Linked DNA regions of Homo sapiens: region 2 is linked to region 1. Evidence: chromatin loops called from intact Hi-C (ENCODE). Cell type or tissue: heart left ventricle. All regions are shown on one strand. Each heading gives the region's core, and the rest is flanking DNA. Links, peaks and the distances in the headings are about the cores only.

Region 1 (5,072 bases), core at 854-3,353:
AAATTGTAGGGCCCAAGGCTAAGTCAACATCCTATCGGCAAATTGGTGGAAAGTAGGGTCAAAACTAGGATTTGGATAGATGGGTAGATACACCGACTCAGTATTAGTTTTACCTAATGGAATATGGCTATGTTATTCAACCCAAACTGATGGAAAAAATTACCAGTTTTAACAACCAAATCCAGTTTTTAAATAACACAAAATCTAAGTATGCCAATTACGAACCACTTCAGCTCTTTCTTCCTCCCTCCTCTTCTTTCTCAAATTCCATATTCTTACTAAACCATTTCAATTTTACCATTATTAAGCATAGATTTTTTTTTTTTTTTGAGATGGAGTCTCATTCTGTCGCCAGGCTAGAGTGCAGTGGCACAATCTCAGGTCACTGCAACCTCTGCCTCCCAGGTTCAAGCAATTCTCCTGCCTCAGCCTCCCAAGTAGCTGGGACTACAGGCGCAGGTCACCATGCCCGGCCAATTTTTGTATTTTTAGTAGAGACGGGGTTTCACCATGTTGGCCAGGATGGTCTCGATCTCTTGACCTCATGATCCGCCCACCTTGGCCTCCCAAAGTGCTGGAATTACAGGCGTGAGCCACCACGCCCGGCAAGGATAGATTTTTTTTAATGAGAGAGGAAAAAAGATGAGGCATATAGATGTTTGTTTTCTTTTGACCAAAGGCAAATAAAGAGAAGAAAAACTAGAGAAAATAAGATTTAGAGCCTTTTTCTCTCATCTATACCACTTACCATCTGGGGGTTAAGAGCTAGTTTTACTTTCTGAAACCTCTGCAATCTCTTTAGGGACAGTTAGAGGCGCTAGGGCGCCTCACCCCTAATCCTCCCCAAATCCTTAGGTCTGAATTATTAAAATAATCTGTAATAGACAACTGTAAATAGGACCTAGAGTGAAAAATGCTACATGTGAATGTAATCAACTTTGTGGTGTTGGTATATCTAAAGATATGTCAATGTGGCACGAACCATATGGGGGACGGTGGGCACAGAGTTAGATGGGCAACTCTAGCAAGGTACCTACAAGCACTGTCTGGATAAGGAGGCCTGGCAGAGGGGCTCAACCCACCCAGTCCCTAATCTCAGAAGGATACATCAGAACGTGCAAATGGCAGCAGTCCCCTTGCTTAGAACTCAGACAAGCAACCTGTGATTATATTTTGGCTTACTTTTAATTTTTCTAAACAGAAAGTATACTCTGACCAGCAAAAATGAGTTTCTAGGCACTCTCAGTAGATCTGTCTCATTCTAAATAAATTGGCATTTCAGTTTACACAGCAGTCTGTATTAGCCAGGTTAATATTAAGGGAGGCGCTGCGGAGCTCAGGGGGCTGCTCTCTCAGGGTGCTGACAGAAATCAAGATTCTGCACCAACAAAAAGCACCATCAAGTAATGCTAGGCTGTGAGGTTGTTTCTATAGGTCACGCTTTTCTCTAGAAACAACCCTGCCTCATCAGGCCTCTGCCAACCTTTCACAACCTCCACCTAGGCTGAAGGTGGCTCCAGAAGCTACACACAGGCACCTCTTGCATGCCTTTTCATCAAACTGGCCTTCCAGATAGATCCTGGAGGGGAACCACACCAAAAAAAAAAGGAATTTGTGAAAGACTAAATACACTTGATCTTAGCCAAAAGGCCGAGAAGCGATGAAAGACTAAATAACAGCACAAGGCATAAGGCATAAGGCATGGCAATTCAGCACACGAAATGCAGGTGGGTGCCTAAAGATCTTCACCACTGCGGGGGTAACAAAGCCAGGCTATAATAGCAGATTTTGCAACGCCAGTCCCTTTTACTTTCTTAGAGATTAGATTGCCCTCTTGTGGGAAATAGGAGGGGAAAGTTTCACAGTATTTCCCCTTACCTTTTTCCATGATGGCTATAGATAGAACACATCCTGTCTCAGGGCAAGAGCTGACCATTACCATTTAGGAATGCAGTCACAATACTGTCACGTCTTTTGGTATTTCAGAAGAAACTAAAAGTACGGATTTTTTTTTTTTTTTTTTTTTTTTGAGACAGAGTCTGGCTCTGTCACCCAGGCTGGAATGCAGTGGTACAATCTCCGCTCACTGCAACCTCTGCCTCCCGGGTTCAAGTGATTCTCCTGCCTCAGCTTCCCAAGTAGCTGGAATTACAGGCGTGCATCACCATGCCTGGCTAATTTTTGTATTTTTAGTGGAAACGGGTTTTCACCATGTTGGCCAGGCTGGTCTTGAACTCCTGACCTCAGGTGATCCACCCGCCTCGGCCTCCCAAAGTGTTAGGATTACAGGTGTGAGGCGCCACGCCCAGCCCAGATATTTAAAACTCATGAGATTTTACATGTTAGCAGCCAATATGCACTTTTTAGAAAAAATATTTAGCAGGCACCCAGTTCGTGAGCTGGGCATGTTAGTCTGTAACAGAGTCTGGTGAGTCTGAAATACAGGTTGTCAGTATAGTTAATAACAACGTATGAATAAAGTTAGTATACAGAGAGTTAAACGTCCTCAGGATAGTTTGGTGAGCCTGGAACACAGGCAGCATGAGGAGGAATGGCTGGAAAGGTAGAGTAGGGGCTTGATTAAGGGTAGAATTTGTTCTGTAATCAATGGAGAACTATCAAAGGCTTTAAATTGGCAAAAATCACCGGGTACGGTGGCTCACACCTGTAATCGCAGCACTTTGGGAGGCTGAGGTGGGCAGATCACTTGAGGCCAGGAGTGCAAGACCAGCCTGGCCAACGTGGAGAAACCCTATCTCTACTGAAAATACAAAAACTTAGCTGGGCGTGGGGGTGGGCACCTGTAATCCCAGCTACTCGGCAGGCTGAGGCACAAGAATCCCTTGAACCTGGGGGGCAAGGTTGCAGTTAGCTGAGATCACGCCACTGCACTCCAGCCTGGGCAACAGAGCGAAACTGTGTCTCAAAAAAAAAAAAAAAAAGTTAATTAATTAAATTTTAAAAATTTAAAAAAAAATTGGCAAAATTGCCTGATAGGAGTTTTAGAAAAATTGCTATCGGAAATATCACTGACTAGCCCCAGATAGAGGAGTGAAAATAGAACCAAGTAGCTCAAAGAAGCCACCAAACATACTTTGAAACTACAAGATGCTTTGTCAGTGGATAGGATCTTCTTTCATAGATTTAAGACTTCCTCTGAGAGGGGCTTAGAGGCTCAGGAGGTCCACAGCTTTGTCACAGGTATTACCTACCTGTTGTCTCCTCCGTTCCTGGGGAACAACTGAATGTTGGACAACATCCAACCATAGAGGCTCTACATGAAAAATAAAGCCAGTGCTGCTGAGGGTCAGTGTTCCCTCTTCCTGCCGGGGTTAGGAAGTCAAGACCAATAAACAAGACCAGTGAAGAGACCTCAGAGATCGTGAAAACATAAAAACCTCCCCTTGAGTTTTCTCTAATACTTAAGGGGGTGGAGAGTAAACGATCCTTTCCTGAGAAAGATGTAAGGCAAATCAGAGCTAAAAAACGAGAGAGAGTACTTCTGCTGATGATGATGAAGGGCGTTAAGTGCTGGTGTCACGTGTCAAAGCTGCTTCCACACAACCCCTTCCAAAAAAGCCTAAGGACAGACAGCATCTTTACCTTGCTTCTTTTTAATCAATAACTAAAAAGATTTGCAAGTCTTAAAATTGTATCCCTTCCTATGTCAACCAGCCCGGAGTACAATGGCATGATCATGGCTTACCGCAGCCTCAAGCTCCTGGGCTCCAGCAATCCTCATGCCACAGCCTCCCAAGTAATTGGGACTACAAGTGTGCACCACCATGTCTGGCTAATTATTTTTGTTTTGTTATTTTTTGTTTTTGAGACAGAGTCTCATCCTGTCACCCAGGCTGGAGTGCAGTGGCGTGATCTTGGCTTACTGCAAGCTCCGCCTCCCGGATTCAAGTGATTCTCATGCCTCCACTTCCCAAGTAGCTGGGATTATGTGTGTGTACCACCACGCCCGGCTAATTTTTGTATATTTAGTAGAGATGGAGTTTCACCACGTTGGCCAAGCTGGTCTCAAACTCCTAACCTCGAGTGATCACCCACTTCTGCCTCCCAAAGTGCTGGGATTACAGGCATGAGCCATCACGCCTGGCCCTTTTTTTTTTTTTTTTTAAGAGACTGAGTATCACTATGTGGCCCAGGCTAGTCTGAAATTCCTGGCCTCAAACGATCCTTCTGCCTCAGCCTCCCAAGTTGCTGGGATTACAGATATGAGCCATGGCACCCAGACATATCTCTTCTTTTTGAAAAAACACACCTTTGTGTTTTTGAGGTTGACACTCAATGAAGTAACCATGTGTTTTTTAAAGTGTAGTCCATCACCCACCTGCATCTGAATCACCAAAGTTGTTAAAACTTGCAGATTCCTGAGCCTCAGACCCACAGAATTAAAGTGTATGAAGTAGGGCCCAGAAATTGGCATCCTTCAAACAGCTCTCCAGTTGATTCTCAGGTACACTGAAGGCTGAGAATACTGAAGATTCAGACATTCACATGCAGGGGAAGGGCACCATCATGAGAAAAGCTTTGTCCCTCTCCAAGGACAATAATATAAGATCCATTCCTGTGATAAAGCCATTAATGCAAGGCTATAAAAGCATAACCCGGCCAGGCATGGTGGCTCATGCCTGTAATCCCAGCACTTTGGGAGGCCGAGGCGGGTGGATCCACTGAGGTCGGGAGTTCGAGACCGGCCTGACGAACATGGTGAAACCCTGTCTCTACTAAAAGTACAAAAATTAGCTGGGCATGGTGGTGCACGCCTGTAGTCCCGGCTACTCAGGAGGCTGAGGCAGAAGAATCGCTTGAACCCAGGTGGCGGAGGTTGTAGTGAGCCGAGATTGCGCTACTGCACTCCAGCATGGGCGACAGAGCAAGACTCCTTCTCAAAAAATAAATATGTAAATAAATAAATAAAAGCATAACCCATGGCTTGAGAATGCCTCTAGCCCAGTGATTCTCAGGTGGGGGCAATTTTGCCCCCAAGGAAACATGTGGCAATGTGCAGACACATTTTTGATTGTCAAAAGTGGGGTAGGTGCCACTGGCATCCAGTGGGT
Region 2 (5,072 bases), core at 1,112-3,611, 510 kb before region 1:
TTCACATGCGGCAAACAAAGAGTTAGATGATACACAATTAACTTTTTAAAATCTGAGGGATGAATTTAAATGGGCTATGGAGAAGAAATTTGTGTATGCATACATCATTGGCAAAGAGTCTTTTCTCTCTCATTGTTTAAGTTCTGAAAACAGAGCACCTCTTATTGCAGTGATTAAGGATTGATTTTAATAATCCTAAAAACCAGGCTTTGGAGCTCAATAAATTCTTCCTTTCAAAAGTACAGATTTTGGGGTTACCAAGGTGGCTCCGTTATCCATGCTTTGCCACATTTTATAGGAACATAAAACTGCTAGCAGATTACATCACCAGGCAGATGCAATATGACAAGAGGCTGCAAGGTCGTACTGTGGGAAAGTCAGGGATTTCAGGGAGATGATACTTTACAAGCACGGTGTCTCAACTAAACTCAAAGCAAAAAGCCTGGTGCCTTATCAGTGTACCTCCTGTAAACTTTCAGAGCCCATATATGTTTATACATATTAATAATAATTAATAAATAATGTTAAATAATAATAGCAACAAATGCTTATACAATGTAGTGTTTATTATTTAGGCCCTATGTACTTTTAAAAATGTATGTTTATATTTGTTTTTGTGCCAGTGAAATGTACTAACACAAAATTTAACATTTTAACTATTTTTAAGTATATATATTTATACACTGAACTATACATTAAATACATTCACATTGTTTTGCAATCATCACTACCATCCATCTCCAGAACTTTTTCATCTTCCCTAACTGAAATTCTGCATCCATAAAACAACTCCCCATTCCCCTCTCTCCCAGTGCCCCCCATTCTAGACACAGACACAGACATTTCTGTGTCTATGAATTTGACTATTCTAGATACCTCAGTAAGTGGAATCATGCAATATTTGTTCTTTCATGTCTGACTTATTTCACTTCGTGTCATGTCTTTAAGTTTCATTCATGTTGAACCTGCATCTAAATTTTCTTCCTTTTTAAGGCTGAATAGTATTCCATTGTGTATATATATATATATATATACCACATTTTGTTTACATATTCATCCACTCATGGACATTTGGGTTATTTCCACTTTATGTGCTTTTTATGTATCAACTCTTTCACTGCTCAAAAAGATTCATTGATTCATTCATTGTTGTAGTATCTTTATTATCTCCATCTTATGATAAGAAAACTAAAGCATATGAGATTGTGTAGGTGCCCAAGTTTATAGAGCTAGGAAGCTCTAAAGCCAGTATTCCACCCCAGGCTGGGTAGATCCACAGTTCCTGCTCCTAATCACTGTGCTATCTCATCTCCCTTTCCAATGATTCAGGAAACTAAGTATAGCATGTACCAGTTGGAAAACCATTTGTATAACATCCTAAGGCCAGGTTTTAAAAGTTCAAGTACAGGTTTTAAAAGTTCAAAGGAGTAGTCAGTTTAATAACCGCACCCCATAGCAACTGATTGATAAAGGATCCCATTACTACAAAATAAAAATTAGCACTCTGCTCCGGCACTAGTTCTAGGTGGGCTAAGTTCATTTTGCTGATCTTCCTATATAATATGTGCATGCATGTGTGTGTGTGTGTGTGTGTGTGTGCAGTAGCATGGTTATAATATTACCCCAATTTGTAAAAAGGGAAATTGGGGCATAGGAAGGTGGTAAGTTACTTGTTCAAGGACTCGTAATAAAAAATAGAACTTGTACCCAAACTCAGATAATTTGTAACTCCAGAGCCTGTTCTCTTAACTATAGCACACATTTTATCTTTTTCTTGAATGTGAAGTACAGCATTGAGACCTGTACATAACCACAAGTATTCTTACAGTATATGGAAATTTTCCTAGAAAGCCTGTAAATAACCAGCAAGTCTATTTGTCAAGAGGCAATCCGTGCATTGCTAAAGTTATTTGTATAGTTATTCCAACGAGCACATCTGAAAACTAGGAATGCAGTTGCTTTATTAAAAAATTGTCGATGGTATAAAATATTGTTAGATTTTGGGAAGCAGTTTAGTGTGCACATGCCAAGCTTCTCAGGACAGAAATACCTCTGAGAGCAGCTTCTTTCCTTTCACTAAGAGATGAAGAGTACACTCATGAACCCTGAGCAAAATTGTGACTTCAATGCAATTGATTGTCTTCTAACCCAAATTCCTGTTTCTGGCTTCCTTTTCCATTTGTTCCATTTGTACAACTTCGTGCCCACTTCAGTCATTGCCCAGGGCCCTTAAATTTAAATATCCCTCCCCCTGAACATATAGGCATTATGAAATGGAAAAGAATCCGAGAATCTGATTGCGCGTTTTCATTCCTAGCAAAGCCACCATGTACACACACGTACAGGCCAGTCACATTTTAGAACACATGTTTCAGGGTTCCATGGGGGATATGATGCTGACCATTCTTTTGTTTCTCACAGAGTTCCAGGACCGCACGCTCCGAGGAGGACCGGGACGGCCTATGGGATGCCTGGGGCCCATGGAGTGAATGCTCACGCACCTGCGGGGGTGGGGCCTCCTACTCTCTGAGGCGCTGCCTGAGCAGCAAGTAAGTCCTGCACCCGTTGGGGGTCTTTGTGAGAACCAGAGGTAGCCGGTTTGAGGCATGCTTTTGTGATTGGGTTTATGGAGAACATTTTGTGGCTTACAGATCCAGATAAAAGAAAAGAATTAAAGGAACGTACAAATAATTAAATTTGTGTTCTTACGTGTTTTTATTTGTGTTCTTACGTCCATCTGCAGCTGGGTCTTTATGTACTCTTATCAGATGATAAGCAATAGAGAAACTTATCATCTTTACCAAGCAAATGTTATCTGTTTTCATGTTAGGACTGGAAGGAGTATTTATTGTTAGGAATGGTTCTGGAATTATTAGCTCTATGACATATTGTACAGTATTGGTGTTAGTAGCATATTGAGTTTATGCTGGATTTTTAGTGTTACCAAGTACTTTGCAAGTGAATAACATATTGGTTTATTTTTGTAGATGTCCTAATAGCCAGAAGTTTCTTAAAGTCATTCAGTTCAATGAATGATGAATTTCGAATATAAGGAAGTTTGGAAAAATAGAAGCTTCAGTGGGAATTGGGTCAGGAATAGTGAAAGGGATGAAGAAGGTAGACATGGGGGTGGCTAATGACATCTAAGCTAAAAGGAAAGGGCCTGAGGCCTTAGAATGGAAATTTTTACTTAGAGTAATAATTTAAAACTCCTTCTTGAGCTGTGTGGTCTATGACTAGATCTGTCTCCAAACTATAAAATATAAAGTACCATGGTAATATTTTTAATGAAAGATTTTATTTGACTATGAAAAGTGTTATGTATAGCAAGTAGGAGGTTTGCTCAAAATTACTGTATATACTATATTATAAAACGGGAAACAGAAAAAGAATTCTAGACATTTCATAAACAAATAGCAGAAAGTGGTGAGACAGAGGTTCAGAAAAATGTCAACTTACTTTAATAAGAGTGAGAATTTCTTGAAATCAGCGTCTGAGCCTTATTCCTTTCTGTCTCCCCAAGGCCTGCACAGGGTCTAACAGATATTAGAAGCCCGATAGATGGTTCTTCATTGAAACATGAAAGACCATTTTGGCTCCAGGGAGGTCTCACTGGAAATGTTATAACCTGAGATGTATCCAACAAGATACCAGATCAATTCTGATATTTGGCCACTGTGGCATTGAGGTGTGCACTAAAAATGGGTCAATGTGATTGTATTTACCAGCAGGTTTGTTTGTCTCATTTTTGAGGCCAGCTTCGAATCAACGAGAACCTTGAGCTGATAAGAAAGACTAGACTTTTGCTCCTTATGATTCACCTGCTCTCTTAATCTTGAATATACAAAACTTCCAAAATCTGCAATGTATGCTGCCACACGGTGATAATGTAACTGATAATATTCATACATCAGTAAAGCCAAAAAGTATAAATTTAGAATGTTCCTGTTATTTAGTTTTCTCAAATTAGCATCCTTGAATATTTTATAGAGGTGAGCCAAAACATGTGTCTCACAAAACTGATAAGAAACAAAGGGGAATTTTCATATTGTCTCAGTGATGTGTATGTCAGCTTGAGGTAGGATCTTTTACTGAGTGAGAGACTGAGAAGCAATTTAGGGAATACATTAAAATCACAAAATTCTGTCATTCAGCAAATAATCAAATATTGATGCCATGCGAAATTCAAAAATAAACAATTTTGCCACCTAGTAAGTTAAAGGTCTAGGTGTTAGGGCTCTATTATGATACTACAAAAGATATCAGTTGTCTTCTACTTATAAAGTATTAGAAAAGTAGAATGTAAATGCTGAAATTATAAACATATAGAAGATATGTCCCTATTTTACTTTCAAGTATTAAAAATATATATTCAGTAATCTCATACAAGGCTGACCAAGAAGCTTAAAAAATGGGGCGGAGGTTGACTACCCATTCTTTAGGAATTTGAAGAAGAAAAAAAGCCTCCAAATAGAAGGCATTTCCAAATCCAACAAGAATATAAAGAAATATTAGTTTCTTAAAAACCAGTGCTTAGTATGGACTGATACATTATCCACATGGATATGTTCTATACTTTTAAATTCTAGTCATTCTTTAGCAAATCAAAAACTTGTCATCATCATTAAACTCTGGAACAATCTGGATAGAAAATGTAATATATATTTTTAATTGTGAAAGAACTATTTATATATGCCCTATCATATATTTTGACATCATTCTTCAATAGGATTTGTATTATTAGGCTAAACTGTATTAATTCTGATCCTTGTAAGACAAACAACATAGAGGTTGATTTAGCTGTTCAATCTGAGATTCTAGTGGGATTTCTGGAGACAAGCAGCTCATGATATGACCACATTAGCATATTACCTCTGCGCCCTAATGAGTTAAATCTTACAGCTACAGATTTTAAAAGGAGCAAAACTAAGACTGAGTTAATCCCTTTGGGGGTGTATTGATTGTAGAAAATCTGCATCTCCAAGGACAATTTAAAGATCTACAGTGACTAAGTAAATACCTTTATAATAATACCAAATAAGTATGTTAACCCATTGAATGTTCCTGGATGC

What was found. A loop is a pair of places that touch in the nucleus more often than their neighbours do. Peaks named below come from ENCODE experiments on the same cell type or tissue, not always from the same donor. Only the 100,000 strongest peaks of a DNase experiment are listed, where the experiment ranks them.
Region 2: it touches region 1 in a loop (3-fold over the local background); 3 of 110 quality-filtered maps call a loop at or near these places.

The regions. Positions count from the first base shown.
Region 1 is chr9:19,011,536-19,016,607 of GRCh38, forward strand. All of the region lies in intron 1 of SAXO1 (stabilizer of axonemal microtubules 1), which reads right to left. Among named protein-coding and RNA genes, the nearest start is that of SAXO1, 19 kb to the right of the region's middle. In heart left ventricle, for the core only: a CTCF peak has its summit at 1,844 (motif pointing left); no DNase peak of the experiment used is centred there.
Region 2 is chr9:18,502,408-18,507,479 of GRCh38, forward strand. ADAMTSL1 (ADAMTS like 1) reads left to right here. Exons shown (of 29, transcript NM_001040272.6): 2 at 2,422-2,549. Among named protein-coding and RNA genes, the nearest start is that of ADAMTSL1, 31 kb to the left of the region's middle. In heart left ventricle, for the core only: no CTCF peak of the experiment used is centred there; no DNase peak of the experiment used is centred there.